Regions from separate parts of the Homo sapiens genome. Here region 2 is linked to region 1. The links are chromatin loops, found by intact Hi-C in ENCODE. Cell type or tissue: OCI-LY7. All regions are shown on one strand. Links, peaks and the distances in the headings refer to the core of each region. The heading gives the core; the rest is flanking DNA. Region 1 has its middle 52 kb from the start of MSMB. Region 2 has its middle 19 kb from the start of ANTXRL.

Evidence for each region. Hi-C counts contacts between places; a loop is a spot of excess contacts. Peaks named below come from ENCODE experiments on the same cell type or tissue, not always from the same donor. Only the 100,000 strongest peaks of a DNase experiment are listed, where the experiment ranks them.
Region 2: it touches region 1 in a loop (2.2-fold over the local background); 2 of 110 quality-filtered maps call a loop at or near these places.

Annotation. Positions count from the first base shown.
Region 1 is chr10:46,091,450-46,104,089 of GRCh38, forward strand. No RefSeq gene overlaps it. Among named protein-coding and RNA genes, the nearest start is that of MSMB, 52 kb to the left of the region's middle. RefSeq lists a silencer at 90-384 and enhancers at 5,610-5,904, 5,630-5,924. In OCI-LY7, for the core only: a CTCF peak has its summit at 7,216 (motif pointing right); DNase peaks (open chromatin) are centred at 4,729 and 5,682; H3K4me3 peaks cover 1,133 bases; H3K27ac peaks cover 3,029 bases.
Region 2 is chr10:46,260,573-46,276,132 of GRCh38, forward strand. It overlaps the pseudogene ANTXRLP1. Among named protein-coding and RNA genes, the nearest start is that of ANTXRL, 19 kb to the right of the region's middle. RefSeq lists enhancers at 5,780-6,445, 11,381-12,250, 12,251-13,120. In OCI-LY7, for the core only: no CTCF peak of the experiment used is centred there; DNase peaks (open chromatin) are centred at 5,809, 6,709, 8,069 and 9,119; H3K4me3 peaks cover 3,494 bases; H3K27ac peaks cover 4,551 bases.

The sequences.
Region 1 (12,640 bases), core at 3,720-11,719:
GCTGCGTGCCTCCCTCCCTGGCCTCCTTCCTGGGCTCCCTGGAGCCCTCCTGGTTTCTTGGTGGCAGCCTGCTGAGAGGGCTTATTCTGTTGCATTTAGGTTCCAGGTTCCTGCCTTGGCCTTTCCCTGCTGTGACTGTCACCCTCCATGTGGGGCAGCTTTGCCCAAGTCAGCCAACAGCTGACAGGTCAGGGCTGTGACTGCCGGGCCACGTGAGCAGAGGCAGAGGGCTGAGCTGGTGGGCAGAGGGCACCTGTCACCTCAACTCAGCTGCCACCAGGGAAGAGTGACGACTCACATCCTCACCTGGGGTTGACAGGACTGCTCAGACGCCACAGCCTGTGCATGTCCAGGGGACATCGTCAGAGGAGCACAGCTAGCACACTGGCTGCACGACTGAGCAGCTTTAAACCAGGAGCAGCAGAAAGAGACCCCAAGTGGGAGGGGAGCTCTCTCTACTCCACCCCCATCCTCAGCTCTGCATCGGGGAGAGGTGAGTGGGGTCAGAGCCCAGGACCAATCATGGAAGTGTCAGCACAGCTCCTGTTTCTGGGACCTACCAGCTCCCAGCCCTGTGCCAGTCCCTGCACAGCTCAGTGCCCTGGGACTCACGACAGGCCTGACAGCATCCTTTCTGTTCATGGGAGGCACCTCTGGAGCTCGCTGACATTGGACAATTTGCTCCTGGTCGTGTGCCCATGGAGAGCAGAGCTGACATGGACGGTGTGTCTGTCCTCACAGCCTACTGCCAGGGCACCCTGCAGTGAGGAACTGGGAGGCCAGAACCCAGCTGCTGCTCTGGGCCAGCAGCACCCAGTCTCGTGCTGTCCCCATGGAGGGAGGACACCCAGGGCTCTCTTCCTCTCCAGCAGCCGCATTTGCATAAATGCCGGCCATGCGGAGTCCCAGTGCGCACAGGTGGAGATCAGGACAGACAGGGGTCATCACAGAGGACCACACAAGGCTGTCACCACCCATGCTGGGTACCCAGATGGCATGAGGTCACCCTTAATTCCAGACAGTAGGGACAGATGCTGGGATTGATCTTGTGGGACTGAGGTGAGCCGAGGGTGTTTGTGTGGACACCTTTGTCGGGCTATGGAGGTTTCCTTCTGCTCCCAGGGTGCTGTGGCATGTTGACGCCCCCACTTCTTGTTCTTCATCCTCTGAGATAACCGCTTGGTTCCTGTTTCCCGTTTTGTTGATGTGGTAAATTTCACAGCTATTTCACCTTCTGCACCTGCCTGGCCTTCCTGGGAGGAGCCCTGGCTGCTCCTGCCCTGTGGTCTGGGTTAGCTGCTGCTCCATGCCATTTGCTAGTGTTTTCCTGTGAGCTTCTCACACATGTCTTTTCTTGCTTTAGGGTTAAACTTATTGTTGTGAGGTAACAACACACTAATTGTACACAAGTACTCACACTGCCACCTCTGCATACTCCCCCCACACCAATAGACACTCACATTCACACTCATGTGGGCCACACATCCACACCCACCCACCCATGCACACTGGACCACAAACACACTCAACCCACCCTATACCACACACATCACACCACACACCACACACCCGAAGCACACACACCCACACACCACACACATACATAAATAGCAAACACACATACACCAAAAATACCAAAGACACACCAAACATCCCATACACACACCACACACATCACACATGCACCACACACTCCCCACTCCCCCAACACACACCCAGCACACCCCACACACACAACATAAACAGCAAACACATATACAGACACCATACACACACAGCCATGGCACACACACCCACCTCCCACTGAATGCACACACAAACTATACATACATGCCATTACACCATTTCCTTCCCTACATGCCACACGCACAAGATATCCCCATGTAGACACCCACAAATGACACACACAACACGCCCAAACACTCTAGTCCCACTGTACACACACACACCACAGACACACATAAATAGTAAACACATATACACCACAAACAGCAAACACACACCACACATCCCATACACACACACCACACACAAGCAGTCCACTCCCGACTCCTCCACACAACAAACACACACTAGACACCACACACCAGGTACCCTTCCCACACACTTCCACAGCACCCCAGCTTATGCCACATACTCTGCACATAACCCACACACGCATGCATATATGCCCCCTACACACACTCACACCCCCACACATATACAGCACATACCTCCTCGGCTCCCACACCACATACACCCACAATACAACACACACAGATGCATCACTCATGCACACCCCACACACACCACACTCACAGCACATATACACACCCCACACACAGATCACATACACATTTACACAACACACAGACCACATATTACCCTCCCCCACAGACTTCACACACATCAAGCTTCCCACAGCACAACTTCCCACACATACTACACATACTGCACCCACACAAACTACATACACACATACCACACACACCAAACACATACACACCACATACACACACCACACTCACACACTCCCCACACACATCCTCCCCCACACATACCAAACAAATGCACACACTCCATACACACATGCACTAGTGCACACCACCCTTTGGCTACCCCAGGGCCTCCGCAGCTCTCACCTCCTACACACGCAGAGGAAGGCTCCACCGATGTCACATCAAGACAGGTCTTTGACGTGAGCTGGAACACAGGAGGGGTGGGGCGGGGCAGGGAGAGTGAGCCAGGCCCCCAGCCCCTCATCTCCACCCACTCACGGCATCAATGGTGCTTCTCAGGGCCTTGAAGCCATTCTCCACTGCAAACACATGGTCCGGAATGCCTGCCATTGCTGTTATCTACAGAGAGCAGAGCTAGCTTGGACCCCCAGCCCAGGGGTGAGGATGCAGCAGACCCCCAGCCCAGAGGACAGCGTCCTGCTCCCATGCTTTGGGGGCAGCAGAATGCCAGGCTCTGAGGGCCACAGCTTTCTCCAGCCAGCAGCCCACTCTCAGGGAGTGTCTTCCGCCCTCCCCTCTGGTGTGGTGGGATTTATACGACACGTGTCATTTCTGCAATAGTCATGGGGTGGCCCAACTCACTTGGGGCAGATTAGATGACCCTTCCCAGGGTGGCCCTGGAAAAGCCACCTGGGATGCCTTTCCCTACTCTAACCCTAACCTGATCACAAGGCTCCATATTGGTGCCTGGTTAACCTGTTTGGAATTACTGGGTCTTTCCTATAATCAGCCACACCCAGGGTGTAAATGGTGGCCCCCAGGCTCTAAGCCCTTTCAGCATAAGGGAAAGAAGGCATTGAGTATTAATTACCAAAATACATGAAGCAAAATGCTGATAAATATGAACTGAACTCACTTCTTTGAGAGTGTCCAAAAATGGATGTTTCATCATTGTTCCATTGGTCATTGCAATAATCATGCTGGAAACCTTGTTGTCTGCAGGAGAAGCAAGGAGTGGCCTGCTTAGCAAAGGCCCCAGAAGTGACCTCCAAAAGCTCTTGTGTTGGGAGAAGAGCTGAGTGTTGGGAGAAAAGCTGGGGCAGGGCTTGCATGTTTGCTAGACTTGCTGGCTCCTTGCTTTTAGCACTCCCATTATCTCAAGCAGCTGTATGTTTCTCATTCACTTGATACACTGTTTCCTTTCAACCCCCACATCCTCACGGGTTCTTTGTTTGAGCACCAATAAACAGCATGGGCTCGCAAAGCTCAGGGCCTTTGCAGCCTCCACACTTGCGGTGGCCCCCTGGTCCCACTGTCTCTCTCAAACTGTCTTTTTCTCATTCCTTTGACTCCGCCAGACTTTGTCGCTCCCACGATCTGGTGTTGGGTCTGATCACCCCAACACTCCGGGACCCCTGTGGGATGCTGGGCCTGTAGCACTGATCACTCCAGGGCATGTCCAGGTGCCTCCACCTCATCCTCCAGGGGAGAGGCTGCCAAGAGCCAAGCACCTGCTACCCAGAGACCCCTAGAGTGAGGGAGGTCTCAGCCCAGCACCCATTTTACAAAGGAGGAGCTGAGAGGGGGAGGCCCCTTCTCATCAGGCTGTCTGAACCCTCACCCGCTAGCAGCCTGCACTACCTCTGCCTGAGGGCAGCTCCAGCCAGGACTCCACAAGCACAGGCCTGTCGCACAGGCAGGGGGAGGAGCAACTGGGCTCTCCTGTGGGCAGAGCCTGTGGGCAGCCCTACCGGCATCTCTGGGACCAGGAATACAGGACTCCGGGTCAGTGGCACCGGGGCGGGAGACCCCACGGCCACCTCAACGCCTTTCCCCACCAACCCTGCCTTTTCCTGACAAGAGCTGCAGGCACACAGTGGGGAGGGGAGTCAGCGGCTGTGGACAGCCTTCTGCATCATCTGAGACACACTCAAGGGATGCAAGTCACTCAGAGGGGAAACGAGGAAGGGAGGAGGAAGACTAAGGTGTGTGCAAGGGGGCAAACTCCTTGGCTCTTCTCTTGTCCTTTTCACACAGCCCAGCTGGAGGGCAAGCACCTCAGGGTTATGAGCACCAGAACTGCACACGCAGGATCCCACACAGTTCTCAGAACTCCATGGGGCGAGGGCTTACTATGCTCATTGCACCAGGGAGGGACCTGGAGCTCAGAGCAGGTGAGCAACTTGCTCCAAGAGGCAGGGCAGGTGTGGCCTTGCAGAGTCTGCACACAGAGCTCTCTGAGGCTCACGCCCAGCTCTGTTCCCCCTACAGGACCACCATGGGGACAGCAGGTGCTTAAACCTGGAGTTGAAATTTTCTAACTGCCGAATTGCCTGCAAGAAAATGAAGAAATATCTAGCCTGGACAGTGAAATGTTCCCACTGATGCTCTAAGACCTTGTCAACTAGAATCGATTCTTGGAGCTCAAGGGTGGTATACATTTCTAAATCCTGCCTGCATGGACGTGTGTCCTTCAGGCACCATTTTCTGAAGCTTGTCGAGACCCTCTTTTATTTTCTTCCTTAAAAAACTCCAAAAAGGTGGTTGACGTGGAAAGACATGGACTGTTAAAAATTAGCTCCCAAGCTCTCTGGGTGCCACTGTTAACTGTGCAAGGCCTCCTGGATGGAGGAGGAGGCCAAGCAAGGGCTCTGCCCTGCTCATTCCTCACTGTGACATTGACCATAGACTTCAGGCCTTGTGATCTCATCCCAGTTCCAGGGAATGCAGGCCTGGGGAATCTCACCAGGGCCCCACTTAGACCATCTCTGGTGACAGTGGGAGCTTCCGATGGATGAGCAACTGTGAGTCAGCAACTGCAATGGGGCCGACATTCCTAACCCTAACCCTAAGCCAGAACCAGGAATGGGCAACTGAGAGTCAGCGACTGACAATGGGGTTGACATTCCTAACTCTAACTCTAACTCTAATCTTCATGCTAACCCTAACCCTGAACCGGGGATGGGCAACTGAGAGTCTGCCACTGACAATGGGGTTGACATTCCTAACTCTAACTCTAACTCTAACTCTAACCCAAACCGTAACCCTAACAAGGGTTCTCTTGTGTTGGACACTCGATCCTTTAACAGGTAGGGCTGCATTTGGGAAAAGTCATCCTGCTAAGCCCCCAACCCTACACCCAGCCCCCATGGCCCTAGACTCCTGAACCTGATTCAGTTTCCTCCTCTCTCTTTACCCTGCTACAGGAAATACCAAATCTGCTTAATTAGACTGCCTGGCCTCTTTGACTTCCTGTGCCCTTGAAACAAAAAGACCAAAGGCTGGAGAGGCAGCCCTGATGGCTGTGCATGCACGGTCTGAACACTGATCTGCAGACTGGCTGGGGGATATAGCCTGTCAGCTGCTGTTAAAACAGACAAAATGGGCTGGGGCAGCCAGAACTGGCTCTGGTGGCAGGACTGGGACAGGCTGGGGACTTAGGGTCAGGCTAATCCAATGTGACAGGCTGAGCCTGCACAGCAAGGCTGGGCAGAGCATGGACCCTGAAGGCTGGCTTCCCACTGCGGGCAGAGAGTCCCTGCCATGGCCGGAGCTCTGAGAGCCCTGCCTGCCCAGCTCAGGAGGGGAGGAGGCCAGGTCCATCCATACCCAGAAGAGGCCATGCCCAAACCCGGCTCCCCGTCTGGGTCACCCGCCACAGTCCTCCCCCATAGACTTGCTTTTTACCACCTCACACCCACTCCAGTCTCTCTGCCAAACCCACAGCGCAGGACACACAGATCCAAGCCTCCCCCTAGCTCAAGATGCGGCAGCCCACCCTGTATCCCCTTGAAGCTGCAAGTGGGGTCCAGGCCCCCATCCAGTACTCAGTGTCCTCACCTCTCTCCTGCGCTTCAACTTCTGTGGGCCCAGTTCTGGGCATGTGCATTGGAAGCGCTCTCACCTCCCGCCAAACAGGAACTCTGCAATGTACCCTGCTGGGCCTGGGCACCTCTCTAGGCCACCTCAAGCCACCTGAGCTTGCTCCTCCTACCTCCCTCCAGTTTCCCAGCCTGGCCTGGAGCTCAGAACCCCATCCAGGGACTCCCGTCTGGGCCTGCCAGCATCCCTGCGCTAAAGTCGCACGACTCTCACCACCGGCTCTGACACTGTCTCCCTCCTGCACTGGTCAGGGCAGGGGGAACAGGCACAGAGCAGCAGCCAGCAAAGGTGTGTGTTCAAAGGACACACACCCCCGCCCTGCCAGCCCCTGCACCCCGGGAATCCTCACAGCCACCTCCCAGGGAAGGAGGCAGGGCAGAGAGAGGGCAGGGGAGTGTGAAGTAGGGAGGCTGAGAACTTCTGGAGCACAGGGGCCTGCAGGTAACCTTGCAGCCATGGGTAGGAGGATGCAGGGGAGCCGGGGCTAAGGTCAGGGTGGGTACTGTGAGTTGCCCTGACCGGCCTGCCCTGTGTGCTGTCAGGCTCCCAGCCAAGGTCTCTGGGAGCCCCTCAGCTCCCTGGAGGTCCCTCTGGCTCAGTTCATCAGGCCTCCCTTTAGGGCTCAAAGCAGCACTCACTTGTCTGAGGTGAGCCGGCAAGACGGTGTTGCTGTCCGTGGAGTAGGTGACGAAGGACATCCGCTTATTTGGGCTGAGACAGAATCAAGTACTGGTGAAAAGCCGGAGGCACCAGCTCAGAAGCCAGGGTGAGTGATGCCAATTCCCCACCTCCCACCCCAACTCTGTTATGAATTCCCTATTGTGATTGACAGGAAGGCTGACATGGTGACTTTGCGAACTGCAGCTCTTCCCAATGTCCTGCATGTTGACAACACCAGGGGGAGGCACAGGACCTGTGGAGGGGCTACAAGAGGAAGCCTCCATTTCCCTTATAACAGCCCTCACAGGGTCCCTTAAAACCACTAGACCCTGCCATTTGTTCACTGGAAGAGTTAGCCCAGGTGACTTAGGTGAGGACATTGCTGTGGATGAGGAGGTCAAGGACTGGGAGGCCAGAGTGTTGGCAATGGGAGGTTATTTGTGTGACACTGAAGTCCCCCAGGAGATGGCAGATCTGAAAGGAGATGGAAACTGTGGTGTTGCCAGAGTCTTTGTGAATGAGGGACATTCCGGTTCTCTACTGCTGTGTAACAGACCACCTACATTTAGAGACACAGAACAGGCCCATTTTATTACGCTCACAGGTTCTGAGGATGAGGCACTCAGGGCGAGTTAGGAGGGCTCCTCATGTCTGGGGCCCCATGACTTGAAGGATTGGGCACTGGAATTATCTGGAGGCTGCTCCACTCACAAGTGTGGCTCCTGGGCAGGAGGGCCCAAAAGCTGGGCTCAGCTGGGACTGTGAATGGAGACCCTGCATGTAGCCTCCTCGTATGACCTGGGCTTCCTCCCAGCATGGCAGCTTCAGGGTTCTTGGGTTTTTACAGGTGGCCCAGAGCTCCAAGAGTGAGTATTTCCAGTGAGCAAGGTAGAAATTGTAGAGCCTTTTATGATATCACCTTGGAAGTCACATAGTGTCACTTCCACTGTACTCTATTGGTCCAAGCAGTCACAGCTGCCAAAAGTCAATGGGAGAGAACACAGGCCCCCTCTCTAGGGCAGGAGTGTGGATGAGTTCATATCCCAGTGTCAAAACTGCTGTATGACCAACGCTTTGAATGGCAGAGATGTGTGGAAAAATGTGGGCACTGATGATGGGATTCAAGTTGGACTCAGGAAAGTTAGACTGTGATAGTTAGAAATACCTTAATTTTATTTTCTTCATTTTTGTATGCAGAAGTGATATATGATTAAAAATCTTTCTTCAATAAGTCTAAAATAGATCTTTCAACATATTTAACAGAAAAATTACAAGTGATAGCCAGGCAGGGTGGCTCATGCCTGTAATCTCAGCACTTTGGGAGGCTGAGGCTGGCAGATGACTTAAGGTCAGGATTTTGAGAGCTGCCTGGCCAGCATGGTGAAGCCCCATCTCTACTAAAAATACAAAAATTAGCCAGGCGTGGTGGTGCACATCTGTAATCCCAACTACTTGGGAGGCTGAGGCAGAAAAATCACTTGAATCTGGGAGGCAGAGGTTGCAGATTGCAAGATTGCGCCACTGCATTCCAGCCTAAGACTCTTTCTCAAAAAAAAAAAAAAAATTACAAGTAGTAAAAAGCACTGGGTTAGTGGACTTTGGGGGTTTTTTGTCTTGCTTTGGAGTGGTGTTTAAAATAATGGATCATTTTAAACAAGTGGTATTTTAGAATGGGTAAAGTTGGTGTAATTCCTCCGAAAGCATATTAGGTTTTCTTTCTTCACATCCTTCATGACTCTTGGTAGTGCCATATTTTATATTTTTTGATTTCTAATTATGTTTTGATGTCTAATCAATAGACAAAAGTATTGACTTAATTTGCAGTTTCCTAATTACTAAAGGGTTGTTCATCTGTTCACAGGATTTTGGGTCATTCATGTTCCCTCCTTTGTGAAGTGCCTATTCATGCCTCTGTGTCCATTCTTGATTTGGGTGTTTGTCTTTTGCACATTGATTCATTCACATTCTTTAAATTCTGAATACTAATCCTTTATCAATTGTTGCAAATATCTTCTTGCATGGTGTGGCTTGTTCTTTCACTCTATTTGTTGTCTCTTAGTAAAGCAAAAGGTGTTCATTTTAATCCAGTTGTTTGTCATTTTCTTTTTCTTTTTTCTTTTGTTGTTGGTATTTTTTGTTTGTTTTATTGTTTTGTTTTGTTTTGTTTTGTTTTGAGACAGAATCTCACTCTGTTGCCTAGAGTCCCACTCTGTTGCCCAGGCTGGAGTGCAGTGGTGTGATCTCGGCTCACTGCAACCTCTGCCTCCTGGGTTCAAGCAATTCTCTGCCTCAGCCTCCCAAGTAGCTGGAATTACAGGTGCCCGCCACCACGCCCAGCTAATTTTTGTATTTTTAGTAGAGATGGGGTTTCACCATCTTGGCCAGGCTGGTCTTGAACTCCTGACCTCGTGATCAACCCGCCTCGGCCTCCCAAAGTGCTTTAAGTTTTCTTAAACTTTAAGATTTGCTGTTTTGTATCTTAAGAATTTCTTCCCTGTTACAGGTGAAATACATTTTGTTTTACAAGTTTTAAAGATTTGCCTTTCACATTGAAGTCTTGATTCTACCTAGAATTAATTTATAAGTGTGATTTGTGCCAGATGTTTGATTTCATTTTTTGCCATGTAGATAACAAATTGTCCCAGCTTCATTTGTGGAAAATTCCATCTTTTCCCCATTGATCTTGTCACTACTTGTGTTTCAAGTTCCATATAGATTTGAATCTGTTTTTATTTATTTATTTATTTTGAGATGGAGTCTCTCTCTGTTGCCCAGGCTGTGTAGTACAGTGCCACCATCTCAGCTCACTGCAACCTCTGCCTCCCAGGTTCAAGCGATTATAATGCTTGAGTAGCTGGGATTATAGGCACTCACCACACTGCACCTGGCTAATTTTTGTATTTTTAGCACAGACTAGGTTTCGCCATGTTGGCCAGGCTGCCAATCTCTTTATCTATTGGCTTATATTGATAGCATCCATACCACATTATCTTAATGACTATATGGGGCAAGACTGTATTACTGTCCATAACTGTCCGTTTCCATTTAAGGGAAGGACTGTGCTTCCTGCCATGTTTGTGGCAGGTTTTGATTGACCAATGGAATGTTAACAGAAGTAATGTGTGCCACTTCTGGACAGAAAATGTTTAAGAGTCTAGGTATGACTCAGGTGGCCCCAACAGCCTGGTGCCTGAGCAACTAGGATGTATGGCGTTCCCTTGGGAACCTGGGATGGATACGTGGGAGAATGATATATACACATGAGAAATATAGTTTGTGCTTTTCAGATGATTAAATGGGGAGAGGGAAGGGGGTAACCAGAAGATAACCTAGACTCATCTGACACATACACAAAGTTCTACAGCAAGTCTTCACACAATACGGTTAATCATTCACCTTTTTTTTTTTCTGGTAATTGTTGGCTATTTGCTCTTTGACATAAATTTTAGAATCAGCTCATCAAGTGTCCTCTCCCTCAAAAACTTCTTAATATTTGATTACAATAACATTTAATTTTTTTAAAAAAATTTAATTATAATTTTTAATTTATAATTTTATATATATATATTTTTTAAAAGAATAAGAATTGTGCTGACTAGTTCTCCAATCCAATGTTGACTAGTGAAGGAGGCACTCTTGATTTTAAAGAGAATGTTTCTAACATCACAATTAATAATATTCATTGAAGGCTTTTGGTAGAAATTCTTTATCAGATTAGAAAGTTTCTCTACTAATCTTGGTTTGCTACAAGTCACAAATGAGTGTTGAATTCTATCTAAATGCTTTTTCTGGTATTTTGTGATGAACATGTATTTCTGTCCAGTAACCTAAATTTAGTATGTTTAGATACATTAATGCATGCAAAACCAATTTTAAAATGCTATAAATAAACCTAACTTGGCCACCATATTTTAAAACATGCTAGAGTTTAGTCATAATTTAGAACTTTTTGTTTATCTATGATCATGAGAGAGATGGGTCCATGCTTTCCAATTTCTGTGCTGTCCTTATTTGTTTTTGGTATTAGGTCATAAGAGACTCATAAAATGCACCTGGAGGTTTGCTCTTTCTCCTAGGAAAGACTTTGAACATGATAAATATAATCTGCTCTTTGAATATCTGGTATGATATCATCCTTGTGTTTTCTTTTGGGAAGACTTTAAAATGATATAATTTAATAGTTCCTGGATGTTACTAATTCTGTCTCCCCCAAAATGGGTATGTTGAAGCCCTAACTGGTGATGTGACTGTATTAGGACATGGGGCGTTAAGGAGGTAATTAAGGTTAAATGAGGTCATAAGAGTAAGGCCTTCATCAAATAGGACTGATGTCCTTACAAGAAGAGAAAGAGACGCCAGAGTTTTCTCTTCAAGCATGCACAGAGCAAAGGCCATGTGACAACTCCATGAGAAGGTCTCTGTTTGCAAGCCAAGAAGAGGAGTCTCATCAGAGACCAATCCTGGTGGCACCTTGATCATAGACTTTCAGCCTCCAGGATTGGTAGCAAATAAATTTTTATTGTTTAAGTCCCCCAGCCTGTGGTATTTTCTTATGACACCCAGAGCAGACTAACACTTATTTATTGATGATGATGATGATGATTATTATTATTATTATTATTTTTGAGATGGAGACTCACTTTGTCGCCCAGGCTGGAGTGCAGTGGCATGGTCTTGGCTTACTGCAACCTCTGCTTCCCAGGCTCAAGCGATTCTCCTGCCTCAGCCTCCAGAGTAGCTGAGATTACAGGGGCGTGCCACCAGGCCTGGTTAATTTTTGTATTTTTAGTAGAGACAGGGTTTCACCATGTTGCCCAGGCTGGTCTTGAACTCCTGATCTCAAGTGATCAGCCTGCCTTGGATCCCAAAGTGCTGGGATTACAGCCATGAGCCACCATGCCCGGCCCTAACACTTATTTAGTGTTTCTATTTCTGTCAATTCATATGACATATTTTTCTAGGAATTTGAACATTTATTAGCATGCCTTGTTATAAAGTTGTTCAGTTTATAGTTTATGTTTTTTTGTTTTATTTTATTAGGTGCATGCAAGTTTAGAATTGTTATGGCTTCCTGGAAAATGCAGCTGATTAGGAACTGATCCTCTTAACCCCTGGTCACACTTTCTCTGTGCTGAAGACTCCCACTTCCTTTTGGTTTCCCCAGCATCCCGGCCATATCTCCGTTATCTTTTCCCATCCTTTTATGTTAAACTTTTTTATGTCCTTATGTATTAGATATGTCTCTTTTTGAAAGTATATAGCCAGTTTTTATTGCTGCTTTTTTTTTTTTTTTTTTTTTTTGAGACATGGTCTCACTCTGTTGCCCAGGCTGGAGGGCAGTGGTGCGATCTTGGCTTACTGCAACCTCTGCTTCCTGGGTTCAAGACATTCTCGTGCCTCAGCCTCCCGAGTACCTGAGACTACAGGTGCACACCAACACTACCTGAGACTACAGGTGCGCACCACCACATCCGGTTAGTTTTTGTATTTTTTTGGTAGAGATGGGGATTCACCATGTTGGCCAGGCTGGTCTCGAACTCCTGACCTTGAATGATCCGCCTACCTTGGCTTCCCAAAGTCCTGGGATTACAGGCGTGATCCCACCGTGCCCAGCCAATTTTTTTTTTTTAAGAGTCAGGGTCTCACTCTGTTGCCCAAGC
Region 2 (15,560 bases), core at 1,312-9,311, 170 kb after region 1:
CCTTAAGGTTACCTTTCTAACTTGGCAAGATAATGGAGTAATTGAAATTTCACAATTACTACCTTCTGCTTGTAAGTTGACAGAATCTGACCTAAGAGATCCTTTGGTATACATTGACTAAATAAGAAAATGTCTGTACTATTGCTAATACTGCATGCCATCCCTGGATAAATTCCTCTTGGAAAGTCAATACCAATATACACAAAGTAAGAAAACAGGCCACATGGTTAAAACAGATCTCACCTAATTCCTTATGATCATTTGATTTATTCAGTGGGTTACTGATGTGGTTTGGCTGTGTCCCTACCCAAATCTCATCTTGAATTGTAGCTCCCATAATTCCCACTTGTTATAGGAGAGATCCGGTGGGGGATAATTGAATCATGGGGGCGGATTCCTCCATGCTGCTCTGGTGGTAGTGAATAAGTCTTAGGAGATCTGATGGTTTTATATGGGGTTTCTCCTTTGGCTTGGCTCTCATTCTCTCTTGCCTACCACCATGTAAGATGTCTCTTGCTCTTCCAGCATGATTGTGAGTCCTCCCCGGCCAAGCGGAACTATGAGTCAATTAAACCTCCTTCCTTTGTAACTTACCCAGTCTCAAGTACGTCTTTATTAGCAGCATGAGAACAAACTAATACAGTTGCCTTTAAGCCTAGGTTCATGGATAAAAACTATTATGCAAATTGTATTTTCCATTTTTAAACTTTTTATATGTTACTTGTTAAATTTTTGCAGAAGTACAACTTGTAACCATAATGCTAGCCCATCACTTTGAGATAACAGCAAGACTATGGAACTCACAAAATTGAACTTAATAATGGACTCAAGATAGACTTAGCCCGAGAGTCACTCCTTTCAAACATCCTTTAAAGGTCAACTGTGACTAAAAGGGATTGACACTTACTCCAAGTTGCCAATTGCTCCCTCCAAAATGGACCAAGACCTGCAACCAGGACAGGCCCATCCCATTATCCAGGGACAGTCAAAACCTAATTACAGAATGATTGATTAGTGAGGTGTTTGCAGAAAGATCTTGATCAAAAGGGAGAAATTGTGAAAGTTCTCAGAATCAAAATGGAGTTAACATGTTAAAAAAACAACAAAAAAATCCTGGCAAGCTGAATTGGGGAAGTTTATGAAGAGAAGATTCACATGCTTGTATACCTGATAACAAAAACTATCACAAATCTCTACCAAACTACAACCTTTGCAAAGACCATTGCAACCTTACTCAAAAATACTTCTGCAAGGACATCTGACCCGCAATTGCCCATGCAACCTCACATTGGGGTCACCTCTATTATTATTGATCTTAGTAGCCAAGAAGAACTAACTCAAACAATTATGTAATCCTTCTCACATCTCCTGTAAAATCTAACCTTCCTGAATATGCATGTAGTTTACTATGGCATGCGTATTCCCACTGTGATGCCCTATTCTCAGATGAACATCATTTTCTTGTAAAGAGCCCTTGTCTGTTTGTTATTTAGGTTGACACATACAAAAGAATTTCTGTAAGTCGGCTTTGAGGATTCAGGGAGATAGTGTGCATAAGGCACTTGGCACAAAATCTGATTTAAGTGCTCAATAAGCATTAGCTTTCCTTAGAAAGGGGCTGCTCAGTCCCTAAGACACTCCCGAGAAGGTATAACCCAATGAAAACCAAATTCCCTGAGACCATCCACACAATGCTGATGAGTGGGAATGTGGGGATGACAGGCTCAGCCCCTTCCTATGTACCCACAGAAAGGAGGAAAATGGCCAAGAAGCCTCTTGGAGGAAGAGAAGTCATCCTGGGATTACCATATGGCCCTGGAATTAGATTTCAGTGAACATACTATCATCAGATCAAATGAATGTATCAAGGGGCCACCTGGGAAGATCAAGGAGGATCCAAAAATCCAACTGCACCCCAGGCCCTCAGTGGGGAAGAGCACACCCTACCCCCAGCACCCAGGGCACAGTGTCTGCCTGGACTATGCGCTTCCTCAGGCCATTCCACCATCACAGAGGTCTCCTGATGCCTAATTATTGCCAAATAATAGGGGACTTTCAAACAAATGCTATAGCCTTTCCATGAACCAACTGCTCTACACATGTGATTTTGCTTAGTTAGGTACAACTGTGGCTGACCATCTATAATATGAAAATCCACACCCAAAATGCTTCAAAATCTGACACTTCTTGAGCACCAACATGATGTTTGAAAGAAATGCTCATTAGAGAATTTCAGATTTCAAATTTTAGGATTAGGGATGCTGAAACATAAGCATAATGCACACATTCCAAAACCTGAAAAAAATCTAAAAACTAAAATATTTGTGGTCCCAAGCATTTCAGTTACAGAATACACAACCAGCACCATATTAGCTCCATGTTAAATTGAGAAAATAGAGGCTCAGAGTAGAACACTCATCTGGTCAAGGTGACACAGGCAATGTGTGCCTGAGCCAGGATTCCAGGGCCCAGGCCTACAGGCTGGCATCCTCCCTCAGTGCAAGGTAAACATACCCCTCTGGGCAAGCTACTGGTGCACCTGGCCAGCCAGACTCAGACCTCCGGGGTTGCCAACATTTCCCAGGAGCAGCCTTGTGGGCTTTGGGTCCTGGGCTCTCAAGGGAAGGGGAAACTGAGGCTAAGGTGGGCAGATGCAGCTGTGATCACAGACCCAGTCCTAAACCCAGCCTCACTGAGGGGGAAGCCCTCGTCTAAGATGCTCTTGAGGCACAGGTGGATTTTTTACTTCCCCACTTGGCAGATGAAGGGAGGGGTGGCCGGCCTTCCCAGTGCCTCCTTCCACTTGTCTTCATGGCCTCTAACCCCACAGGGTCCACAGGGAATGGTTGGCAAGGGCTGGGAGGCTTGGCTGGCTGTGGGAAAAGGCAGCATTGTGTGGGAAATACGTGACTCAGAGGCACCGAGGAGACAACTTACCAATGATAGTGCTTTCACTGAAGATAAATCTGCAAATAACTTCATCCCGTTTCTTTAGATTCTGAAAGCCATTTCCATGAATAACCACATGGTAGGATTCTGCAAGGACAGCATTCAAAAGGTTGAATGTGGAAGAGTGGAGGGCTGCCTCTCCTCTGACCTCCCTGTTCCTGGAGATCCTCCCCCAAAACTCAACTTGCAGATACTCCTGTAAGGAAGGAGCAGTGTCTGACCAACATCTATGTGTCCACTGGGTCAAATCTTCATCTGGTGTCACTGAGGGTCCAGGGGGAGGCAGCTGGGCCTTGAGCACACTCAAGGACCCTCTCCCTACCATCCCTGAACCAACACGCTCAGGAAAGGCCTTGGTCCTTGCACAGGGCAGGCTCAGAGTACTATTCCTGCCCTGAAATCTGTGGTGCTCCCTCAGGCCCCAGGGGTACAGGCGGTGCACTCAGCCAGGCCCTCCCTGATGTAAGGTGTAAGTGGAGCCACAAGGCTGCCTGAAGACACCATGTCTCATGCCTCAGCTGGGCACCCAGGCCTTGATGCCTCCTTCAGGGCTGCTGAACACTCGGGGTCTCTCCTCCCTGTCTTTCTGTGTGCCTGTGGCAGGCAGGACACCCACAGGGGCAGGGGCAGGGCCAGGACTCGGGTAGGACAGGTGAGGCACCTACGACCCTGCTCAGGGCAATCCATCACAGAAGTCCTGTTTTAGCTGCGATTCCAGAGACCTACAGGTAACTCCTCATCTCCTGCTCTTCCTGATCCAGCAAGGACCACAGGGCACCCACCCTGAGGCTCAGGGAGTGTGTCCTTCCACCACTGTGGCTCCTGCCCTGAGACAAACACCACAGGGGACACAGGGCAGGTGGGGCTGGCCTCAGGAGTCAGCAGACCGCAGGTCTGCAGCTGCCAAGGGCATTGGCCTCCACCCCTGCCTCCTGGCCCAGGCCCCACGCATTCCAATCCCTGCTGATGCCTGGGGTGCCCCCAGTCCATGCACCCGAGGAAAGCTTCCTCTGAACCCTGCTTCCTGCTTTCCTGCAGCGTCACACCTTCAAGGCAGGCTGTCGGTGAAGCTGGCCTGCTGACATACTTTCTGAGGCTTTCAAGTATTTTCAAAAATGGGGGCTCACAGTTGAAAGCCTGAACATTTCCCCTAAATATCCAGATTTCTAGCTTTCTTAGGAAATGGGAAATGCAGGCCTCAGTGGGTTTGTGTTTCTCCGTGTCAGCTCCTGGCTGGGACCTAGGGAACCATGCTCCTCAGATGAGGAGCTCCCAGGCCTGCCTCACTTCAAGGCCCCACACACTGACTGCTGACATCAGCCGGCTGGGCCTGGCCTGCTCCTCCTGCTCAAGGTGCCAGCCCAGCCCTTGTGGGCACCCACTTGATGGATACTATGCTGTCCTCAGAAAACCCTGGGCCTGGTGGGGGCACTGAGGCTGTGAGAGAGCAGGAAAGGCCAGCTTGGTGCCCTGTGCTGAGCAACCAGACCTGGCCCCACTCAGGGTAAGCATTGGGTGCTCTCCTACCGCTAAGGCAGACAACAGCTGCTTCCAAATCTGATGCTATCAGGCAGCATTCTCAACATCTTCCTTGCTCAGGTGTCCAAAGGGCCCTGGCCAGTCGGACCTGAGCTCAGTGTGCCCGGGAGGGAGCAACTGGGCCTGTGGCCTGCGCCCCTTGGTCAGCCCAACTCGGCCACCCTGAGCAGGACTGAGGGCTGCCCCAAAGCTTCACGATCAGGGTGGTTGCAAATTACATTCTAAGCTGTGTTAGGACTACATATTCTATGTATTGCAAACATTGTTTTTTTTTTTTGCAAGGTGGATGGATGAAAAGAGAGGGAGAAGGACAGACAAAGGAGCATGGGCAAACATTCATTGTAAAATCCCAGTGGTGGATAGAGGTGTGTTTGTGTTCATTGCACAATCCTTTCCACTCACCTATAGGTTTGAAAATTTCAACAATAAAGGTTGGAAGAAAACCAAAGAACTAAAGAAGAAAATTATACTTGGACATAGACAACCGGAAATCATGATACACCCTGGGTGACAAGTGACTGATGAGAGGGACAGACCAAGCCCTTGGTTGCAGGGAGTCAGAGGGGCTGGTCATCAGGAAAGGCTTCCAGGATGAGGTGCCCTATGAACAGGGCTGTGAAGGACAGGTGGGCTCGGCCCTTCGAGGTGAGGCAAGGCTTGCAGAGTGCCTGTGCTCCACCTGGTCCCACCTCTGCACAAGGTGCCCAGAACAGGGAGCGGCCCCTGGAGGGCCTGGGGGTTCTGCTAAGAGCCTCAGACACCTGCCAGGCTGGAGAGGGAGATGCCTGTCAAAACCCTCCAGCCATGTGTGGGGGATGGGCTCAGGATGGGCCTGGAGCAGTGAGGCCACCAGAGGCCTCTCCCAGGCTGGATAGGAGGCCCAGGCCTGAATGAGGGAGTCTGGGCTGTGTGCCTCCCTCCCTGGCCTCCTTCCTGGGCTCCCTGGAGCCCTCCTGGTTTCTTGGTGACAGCCTGCTGAGAGGGCTCATTCTGTTGCATTTGAGTTCCAGGCTCCTGCCTTGGCCTTTCCCTCCTGTGACTGTCACCCTCCATGTGGGGCAGCTTTGCACAACTCAGCCAACAGCTGACAGGTCAGGGCTGTGACTGCGGGCCACATGGGCAGAGGCAGAGGGCCAAGCTGGTGGGCAGAGGCAGAGGGCCGAGCTGGTGGGCAGAGGGCACCTGTCACCTCGACTCAGCTGCCTCCAGGGAGGAGTTACAACTCACATCCCCACCTGGGGTTGACAGGTTGACAGGGCTGCTCAGACGCCACAGCCTGTGCATCTCCAGGGGACATCATCAGAGCACAGCTGTCACACTGGCTGCATGGCTGAGCAGCTTTAAATCAGGAGCAGCAGAAAGAGACCCTGAGGGGGAGGGGAGCTCTCTACTCTATCCCCACCCTCAGCTCTGCATCGGGGAGAGGCGGTGTCGGGGACAGAGCCCAGGACCAATCGTAGAAGTGTCAGCACAGCTCCTGTTCCTGGGTCCTACCAGCTCCCAGCCCTGTGCCAGTCCCTGCACAGCCCAGTGCCTAGGGACTCACGACAGGCCTGACAGCGTCCTTTCTGTTCATGGGAGGCACCTCTGGAGCTCGCTGACATTGGACTATTTGCTCTGGTCGTGTGCCCATGGAGAGCAGAGCTCAGACATGGACCGTGTGTCGGTCCCCACAGCCTACTGACAGGGCACCCTGCAGTGAGGAACTGGGAAGCCAGAGCCCAGCTGCTGCTCTGGGGCCAGCGGCACCCAGCCTCGTGCTGTCCCCATGGAAGAGAGTCACCCAAGGCTCTCTTCCTCTCCAGCAGCGGTAGTTGCGTAAATGCCGGCCATGCGGAGTCCCAGCGTGTGCAGGCGGAGGTCAGGACAGACGGGTCATCACAGAGGACCACACAATGTCACCACCCATGCCGGGACCCCAGATGGCAAGAAGTCACCCTTGCCACATTCCAGACAGTAGGGACAGATGCTGGGACTGATCCTGTGGGATTGAGGTGAGCTGAGGGTGTTTGTGCGGATGCCTTTGTTGGGCTATGGAGGTTTCCTTCTGCTCACAGGGTGCTGTGGGATGTTGACGCCCCCACTTCTTGTTCTTCATCCCCTGAGATAACCGCTTGGTCCCTGTTTCCCGTTTTGTTGATGTGGTAAATTATACAGATATTTCACCTTCTGCACCTGCCTGGCCTTCCTGGGAGGAGCCCTGGCTGCTCCTGCCCTGTGGTCTGGGTTAGCTGCTGTTCCATGCCATTTGCTGGTGTTTCCCTGAGAACTTCTCACACATGTCTTTTCTTGCTTTAGAGTTAAACTTATTGTTGTGAGCTAACAACACACTAATTGTACACAGGTACTCACACCATCACCCCTGCATATTCCCCCCACAGCAATAGACACTCACATTCACACCCATGTGGGCCACACATCCACACCCACTCACCCATGCACACTGCACCACACACTTAACCCACCCCATACCACACACATCACACCACACACAACACGCCCGAAGCACACACACCCACACACCACACACACACATAAATCGCAAACACACATACAGCAAAAATACCAAAGACACACCACACATCCCACACACACACCACACACATCACACACGCACCACACACTCTCCACTCCCCCAACACACACCCAGCACACCCCACACACACAACATAAACAGCAAACACGTATACATACACCATACACACACAGCCATGGCACACACACCCACCACCCACTGAATGCACACACAAAATATACATACATGCCATCACACCATTTCCTTCCCTACATGCCACACGCACAAGATATCCCCATGTAGACACCCACATATGACACACACAACACGCCCAAACACTCTAGTCCCACTGTACACACACACACCACAGACACACATAAATAGTAAACACACATACTCCACAAACAGCAAACACACACCACACATCCCATACACACACACCACACACACAAGTAGTACACTCCCAACTCCTCCACACAACAAACTCACACACTAGACACCACGCACCAGGTACCCTTCCCACACACTTCCACAGCACCCCAGCTTATGCCACACACTCTGCGCATACCCCACACACACCACACACACATGCATATATGCCCCCTACACACACTCACACCCCCACACACATACAACACATACCCTCCTCAGCTCCCACACCACATACACCCACAACACAACACACACAGATGCATCACTCATGCACACCCCACACACACCACACTCACAGCACATATACACACCTCACATACAGATCACACACACGTTTACACAACACACAGACCACATATTACCCTCCCCGCAGACTTCACACACTTCAAGCCTCCCACAGCACAACTTCCCACACATACTATACATACTGCACCCACACAAATTACATACACACATACCACACACACCAAACACATACACACCACATACACACACCACACTCACACACTCCCCACACACATCCTCCCCCACACATACCAAACAAATGCACACACTCCATACACGCATGCACTAGTGCACACCACCCTTTGGCAACCGCAGGGCCTCCGCAGTTCTCACTTCCTACACACTCAGAGGAAGGCTCCACAGACGTCACTTCAAGACAGGTCTTTGACATGAGGTGGAACACAGGAGGGGTGGGGCAGGGCAGGGAGAGTGAGCTTCTGGCCACAGGAGCCAGACCCCCAGCCCCTCACCTCCACTCACTCACAGCATCAACAGTGCTTCTCAGGGCCTTGAAGCCATCCTCCACTGCAAACACATGGTCCGGACCGCCTGCCATTGCTGTTATCTACAGAGAGCAGAGCTGGTTTGGACTCCCAGCCCAGGGGTGAGCATGCAGCAGATCCCCAGCCCAAGGGAGAGCGTCCTGCCCCCATGCTTTGGAGGCAGCAGAATACCAGGCTCTGAGGGCCACAGCCTTCTCCAGCCAGCAGCCCACTCTCAGGGAGTGGGGAGCTCTTCCACCCTCCCCTCTGGTTTAGTAGGATTTATATGACATGCTGTCATTTCTGCAGTAGTCATAGGGTGGCCCAACTCACTTGAGGCAGATTAGATGACCCTTCTTGGGGTGGCCCTAGGAAAGCTGTCTGGGACACCTTTCCATACTCTAACCCTAACCTGACCACAAGGCTCTATATTGGTGCCTGGTTAACCTGTTTGGAATTACTGGGTCTTTCCTATAATCAGCCATACCCACGGTATAAATGGTGGCCCCCAGGCTCCGAGCCCTTTCAGCTTAAGGGAAAGAAGGCATTGAGTATTAATTACCAAAATACAGGGAGCAAAATGCTGATAAATACGAACTGAACTCACTTCTTTGAGAGTGTCCAAAGATGGATGTTTCATCATTGTTCCATCAGTCATAGCAATAATCATGCTGGAAACCTTGTCATCTGCAGGAGAAGCAAGGAGTGGCCTGCTCAGCAAAGGCCCCAGAAGTGACCTCCAAAAGTTCCTGTATTGGGAGAAAAGCTGAGTGTTGGGAGAGAAGCTGAGGCAGGGCTTGCATGTCTGCTAGACTTGCTGGCTCCTTGCTTCTAGCACTTCCGTTATCTCAAGCAGCTGTATGTTTCTCATTCACTTGATACACTGTTTCCTTTCAACCCCCACATCCTCACCACCTGTTTTTTGTTTGAGCACCAATAAACAGCATGGGCTCCCAGAGCTCAGGGCCTTTGCAGCCTCCACACTTGTGATGGCCCACTGGTCCCACTTTCTCTCTCAAACTGTCTTTTTCTCATTCCTTTGACTCCACCAGACTTCATCACTCCCACGATATGGTGTTGGGTCTGATTAGCCCAACACTCCAGGACCCCTGCGGGCTGCTGGGCCCACAGCACTGATCACTCCAGGGCATGTCCAGGTGCCCCCATCTCATCCTCCAGGGGAGAGGCTGCCAAGAGCCAAGCACCTGCTACACAGAGACCCTTAGAGTGAGGGAGGTCTCAGCCCAGCACCCATTTTACAAAAGAGGAGCTGAGAGGGGCAGGCTCCTTCTCACCAGGCTGCCTGAACCCTCACCCACTAGCAGCCTGCACCACCTCTGCCTGAGGGCAGCTGCAGCCAGGACTCCACAAGCACAGGCCTGTCCCATGGGTAGGGGGAGGAGCAGCTTGGCTCTCCTGTGGGCAGAGCCTGCGGGCAGCCCTGCCAGCATCTCTGGGCCCAGGAGTACAGGATTCCAGGTAAGTGGTACCTGGGCAGGGGACCCCACATCCACCTCAATGCCTTTCCCCACCAACCATGCCTTTTCCTGACAAGAGTTGCAGGCACACTGTGGGGAGGGGGTCGGCAGCTGTGGACAGCCTTCTGCATCATCTGAGACACAGTCAAGGGATGCAAGTCACTCAGAGGGGAAATGAGGAAGGGAGGAGGAAGACTAAGGTGTGTGCAAGGGGGAAAACCCCTTGGCTCTTCTCTTTTCCTTTTCACACAGCCCAGCTGGAGGGCAAGCACCTCAGGGTTATCAGCACCAGAACTGCACACGCAGGATCCCACACAGTTCTCAGAACTCCATGGGGCGAGGGCTTACTATGCTCATTGCACCAGGGAGGGACCTGGACCTCAGAACAGGTGAGCAACTTGCTCCAAGAGGCAGGGCAGGTGTGGCCTTGCAGAGTCTGCACACAGAGCTCTCTGAGGCTCACGCCCAGCTCTGTTCCACCTATGGGACCACCATGGGGACGGCAGGTGCTTAAACCTGGAGTTGAAATTTTCCATCTGCCGAATTGCCTGCAAGAAAATGAAGAAATATTGAGCCTGGACAGTGAAATGTTCCCACTGATGCTCTAAGACCTTGTCAACTAGAATCGATTCTTGGAGCTCAAGGGGTGTATACATTTCTAAACCCTGCCTGCATGAATATGTGTCCTTCAGGCACCATTTTCTGAAGTTTGTCGAGACCCTCTTTTATTTTCTTCCTGAAAAAACTCCAAAAAAGTGGTTGACGTGGAAAGACGTGGACTGCTAAAAATTACCTCTCAAGCTCTCTGGGAGCCACTGCTCACTGTGCAAGGCCTCGGGGATGGAGGAGGGGGCCAAGCAAGGGCTCTGTCCTGCTCATTCCTTACTGTGACGTTGACCATAGATGACAGGCCTTCTGATCTCATCCTAGTTCCAGAGAATGTAGGCCTGGGGAATCTCACCAGGGCCCCACTTAGACCATCTCTGGTGACAGTGGGAGCTTCCCATGGATGAGCAACTGTGAGTCAGGAACTGCAATGGGGCCGATATTCCTAACCCTAACCCTAACCCTGAACCGGGGATGGGCAACTGAGAGTCAGTCACTGACAATGGGGTTGACATTCCTAACTCTAACTCTAACTCTAACTCTAACTCTAACTCTAACTCTAACTCTAACTCTAACTCTAACTCTAACTCTAACTCTAACTCTAACTCTAACTCTAACTCTAACTCTAACTCTAACTCTAACTCTAACTCTAACTCTAACTCTAACTCTAACTCTAACTCTAACTCTAACTCTAACTCTAACTCTAACTCTAACTCTAACTCTAACTCTAACTCTAACTCTAACTCTAACTCTAACTCTAACTCTAACTCTAACTCTAACTCTAACTCTAACTCTAACTCTAACTCTAACTCTAACTCTAACTCTAACTCTAACTCTAACTCTAACTCTAACTCTAACTCTAACTCTAACTCTAACTCTAACTCTAACTCTAACTCTAACTCTAACTCTAACTCTAACTCTAACTCTAACTCTAACTCTAACTCTAACTCTAACTCTAACTCTAACTCTAACTCTAACTCTAACTCTAACTCTAACTCTAACTCTAACTCTAACTCTAACTCTAACTCTAACTCTAACTCTAACTCTAACTCTAACTCTAACTCTAACTCTAAACTCTAACTCAACTCTAACACTCTAACTCTAACTCTAATCCAAACTCTAACCCAAGAAGGACTCTCTTGTGTTGGGCACTCCGTCCTTTAACAGGGAGGGCTGCATTTGGGAAAAGTCATCCTGCTAAGCCCCCAGCCCTGCACCCAGACCTCACAGCCCCAGACCCCTGACCCTGACTCAGTTTCTTCCTCTCTCTTTACCCTGGTACAGGAAATACCAAATCTGCTTAATTAGACTGCCTGGACTCCTTGACTTCCTGTGCCCTTGAAACAAAAAGACCAAAAGCTGGAGAGGCAGCCCTGACGGCTGTGCATGCAGGGGCTGAACACTGATCTGCAGACTGGCTGGGGGATGTGGCCTGTCAGCTGCTGTTAAAGCAGACAGAATGGGCTGGGGCAGCCAGGACTGGCTCTGGTGGCAGGACTGGGACAGGCTGGGGACTTAGGGTCAGGCTAATCCAATGTGACAGGCTGAGCCTGCACAGCAAGGCTGAGCAGAGCATGGACCCTGAAGGATGGCTTCCCACTGCGGGCAGACAGTCCCTGCCATGGCCGGAGCTCTAAGAGCCCTGCCTGCCCAGCTCAGGAGGGGAGAAGGCCAGACCCATCCATACCCAGAAGAGGCCATGGCCTGGCCTTCCTCTGGCCATGCCCAAACCCCACTCCCCTTCTGGGTCACCCGCCACAGTCCTCCCCAATAGACTTGCTTTTTACCACCTCACACCCACTCCAGTCTCTCTGCCAAACCCACAGCGCAGGACACACAGATCCAAGCCTCCCCCTAGCTCAAGATGTGGCAGCCCACCTTGTATCCCCTCGAAGCTGCAAATAGGGTCCAGGCCCCCATCCAGTCCTCAGTATCCTCACCTCTCTCTTGCACTTCACCTCCTCTGGGCCCAGTTCTGGGCATGTGCATTGGAAGTGCCCTCATCTCCCGCCAAACAGGAACTCTGCAGTGCACCCTGCTAGGTCTGGGCACCTCTCTAGGCCACCTCAAGCCACCTGAGCTTGCTCCTCCTACCTCCCTCCCACCAGTTTCCCAGCCTGGCCTGGAGCTCAGAACCCCACACAGGGACTCCCCTGTCTGGGCCTGCCAGCATCCCTGCACTAAAGCCCCATGACTCTCACCACTGGCTCTGACCCTGTCTCCCTCCTTCACTGGCCAGGGCAGGAGGAACAGGCACAGAGCAGCAGCCAGCACAGGTGTGTGTTCACAGGACACACACTCCCACCCTGCCAGCCCCTGCACCCCAGGAATCTTCACAGCCACCTCCCAGGGAAGGAGGCAGGGTAGAGGGAGGGCAGGGGAGTGTGAACGGGGAGGCTGAGAAATTCTGGAGCACAGGGGCCTGCAGGTAACCTTGCAGCCATGGGTAGGAGGATGCAGGGGATCCGGGGCTAAGGTCAGGGTGGGTACTGTGAGTTGCCCTGACCGGCCTTCTCCATGTGCTGTCAGGCTCCCAACCAAGGTCTCTGGGAGCCCTTCAGCTCCCTGGAGCTCCCTATGGCTCAGCTCATCAGGCCTCCCTTTGGGGCTCAAAGCAGCACTCACTTGTCTGAGGTGAGTGGCAAGACAGTGTCGCCATCTGTGGAGTAGGTGACAAAAGACATCCGCATATTTGCGCTGAGAAGGAATCAAGTACTGGTGAAAAGCCGGAGGCACTGGCTCAGAAGCCAGGGTGAGTGATGCCAGTTCCCCACCTCCCACCCCAACTCTGTTATGAATTCCCTGTTGTGATTAACAGGAAGGTTGACATGGTGACTTTGTGACCTGCAGCTCTTCCCAGTGTCCTGCATGTTGACAACACCAGGGGGAGGCACAGGACCTTTGGAGGGGCCACAAGAGGAAGCCTCCATTTCCCTTACAACAGCCCTCATAGTGTCCCTTAAAACCCCCAGACCCTGCCATTTGTTTACTGGAAGAGTTAGCCCAGGTGACCTAGGTGAGGACATTGCTGTGGGTGAGGAGGTCAAGGACTGGGAGGCCAGAGTGTTGGCAGTGACAGGTCATTTGTGTGACACTGAAGTCCCCCAGGGGGTAGCAGATCTGGAAGGAGACGGAAACTGCAGTGTTGCCAGAGTCTTTGTGAATGAGGGACATTCCGGTTCTCTACTGCTGTGCACCAGACCACCTTCATTTAGGGACACAGAGCAGGCCCATTTTATTATGCTCACAGGTTCTGAGGATCAGGCACTCGGGGCAGAGTGGGAAGGGCTCCTCGTGTCTGGGGCCCCAGATGGGAAGGCTTGAGCAGCCCAACATGACTTGAAGGATTGGGCACTGGAATTATCTGGAGGCTGCTCCACTCACAAGTGTGGCTCCTGGGCAGGAGGGCTCAAAAGCTGGGCTCAGCTGGGACTGCGAATGGAGACCCTGCATGTAGCCTCCCTGTGTGACCTGGGCTTCCTCCCAGCATGGCAGCTTCAGGATGCTTGGGCTTTTACAGGTGGCCCAGAGGTCCAAGAGTGAGTATTTTCAGTGAGCAAGGCAGAAATTGTAGACTTTTATGATATCACCTTGGAAGTCACACAGTGTCACTTCCACTGTACTCTATTGGTCCAAGCAGTCACAGCTGCCAAGAGTCAATGGGAGGGAACACAGGCCCTCTCTCTAGGGCAGAAGTGTGGATGAGTTCACATCCCAGTGTCAAAACTACTGTATGACAAATGCTTTGAATGGCAGAGACGTTACAGTGTGTGGAAAAACGTGGGTACTGATGATGGGATTCAAGTTGGACTCAGAAAAGTTAGACTGTGATAGTTAGAAATACCTTAATTTTATTTTCTTCATTTTTGTATGCAGAAGTGATATATGATTAAAAATTCTTCTTCAATAAGTCTAAAATAGATCTTTCAATGTATTTGACACAAAAATTACAAGTGATAGCCAGGAAGGGTAACTCATGCCTGTAATCTCTGCACTTTGGGAAGCTGAGGCCAGCAGATGACTTGAGGTCAGGATTTTGAGAGCTGCCTGGCCAGCATGGTGAAACCCCATCTCTACTAAAAATACAAAAATTAGCCAGGTGTGGTGGTGCACATCTGTAATCCCAACTACTCGGGAGGCTGAGGCAGAAGAATCACTTGAATCTGTGAGGCGGAGGTTGTAGATTGCAAGATTGTGCCATTGCATTCCAGCCTGAGTGAGACTCTTCCTCCAAAAAAAAAAACAAAAAATTACAAGTGATAAAAAGCACTGGGTTAGTGGACTTTGGGGGGTTTCTGTCTTGCTTTGGAGTGGTGTTTAAAACAATGGATTATTTTAAATAAGTGGTATTTTAGAATGGGTAGAGTTGGTGTAATTCCTCTGAAAGCATATTAGGTTTTCCTGCTTCACATCCTTCGTGACCCTTGGTAGTGCCATATTTTATTTTATTTTATTTTTAATTATGTTTTGACATCTAATCAATAGACAAAAGTATTGTCTTAATTTGCAGTTTCCTAATTACTAAACAGTTGTTCATCTGTTCTCATGATTTTGGGTCATTCCTGTTTCCTCCTTTGTGAAGTGCCTGCTCATGCCTGTGTGTCCATTCTCTGATTTGGGTGTTTATCTTTTGCGTATTGATTCATTCATATTCTTTAAATTCTGAATACTAATCGTTTATCAATTGTTGCAAATATCTTCTTCCATGGTGTGGCTTGTTTTTTCACTCTATTTGTTGTCTCTTAGTAAAGCAAAAGTTGTTCATTTTAATCCAGTTGTTTGTCATTTTTCTTTTTCTTTTGTTTTTTTGTTGTTGGTGGTGATGGTGGTGGTAGTGGTGGTTTTTGTTTGTTTGTTTGCTTTGTTTTGTTTTGAGACAGAGTCTCTCTCTGTTGCCCAGGCTGGAGTGCAGTGGTGTGATCTCGGCTCACTGCAACCTCTGCCTCCCGGGTTCAAACAATTCTCTGCCTCAGCCTCCCAAGTAGCTGGAATTACAGGCAACCCCCACCACGCCCAGCTAATTTTTGTATTTTTAGTAGAGATGAGGTTTCACCATCTTGGCCAGGCTTGTCTTGAACTCCTGACCTCGTGATCAACCCGCCTCAGCCTCCCAAAGTGTTGTCATTTTCTTAAACTTTAAGATTTGCTCTGTTTTATATCTTAAGAATTTCTTCCGTTAGAGGTGAAATACATTTTATTTTACAAGTTTTAAAGATTTGCCTTTCACATTGAAGTCTTGATTCTACCTAGAATTAATTTATAAGTGTGATTTGT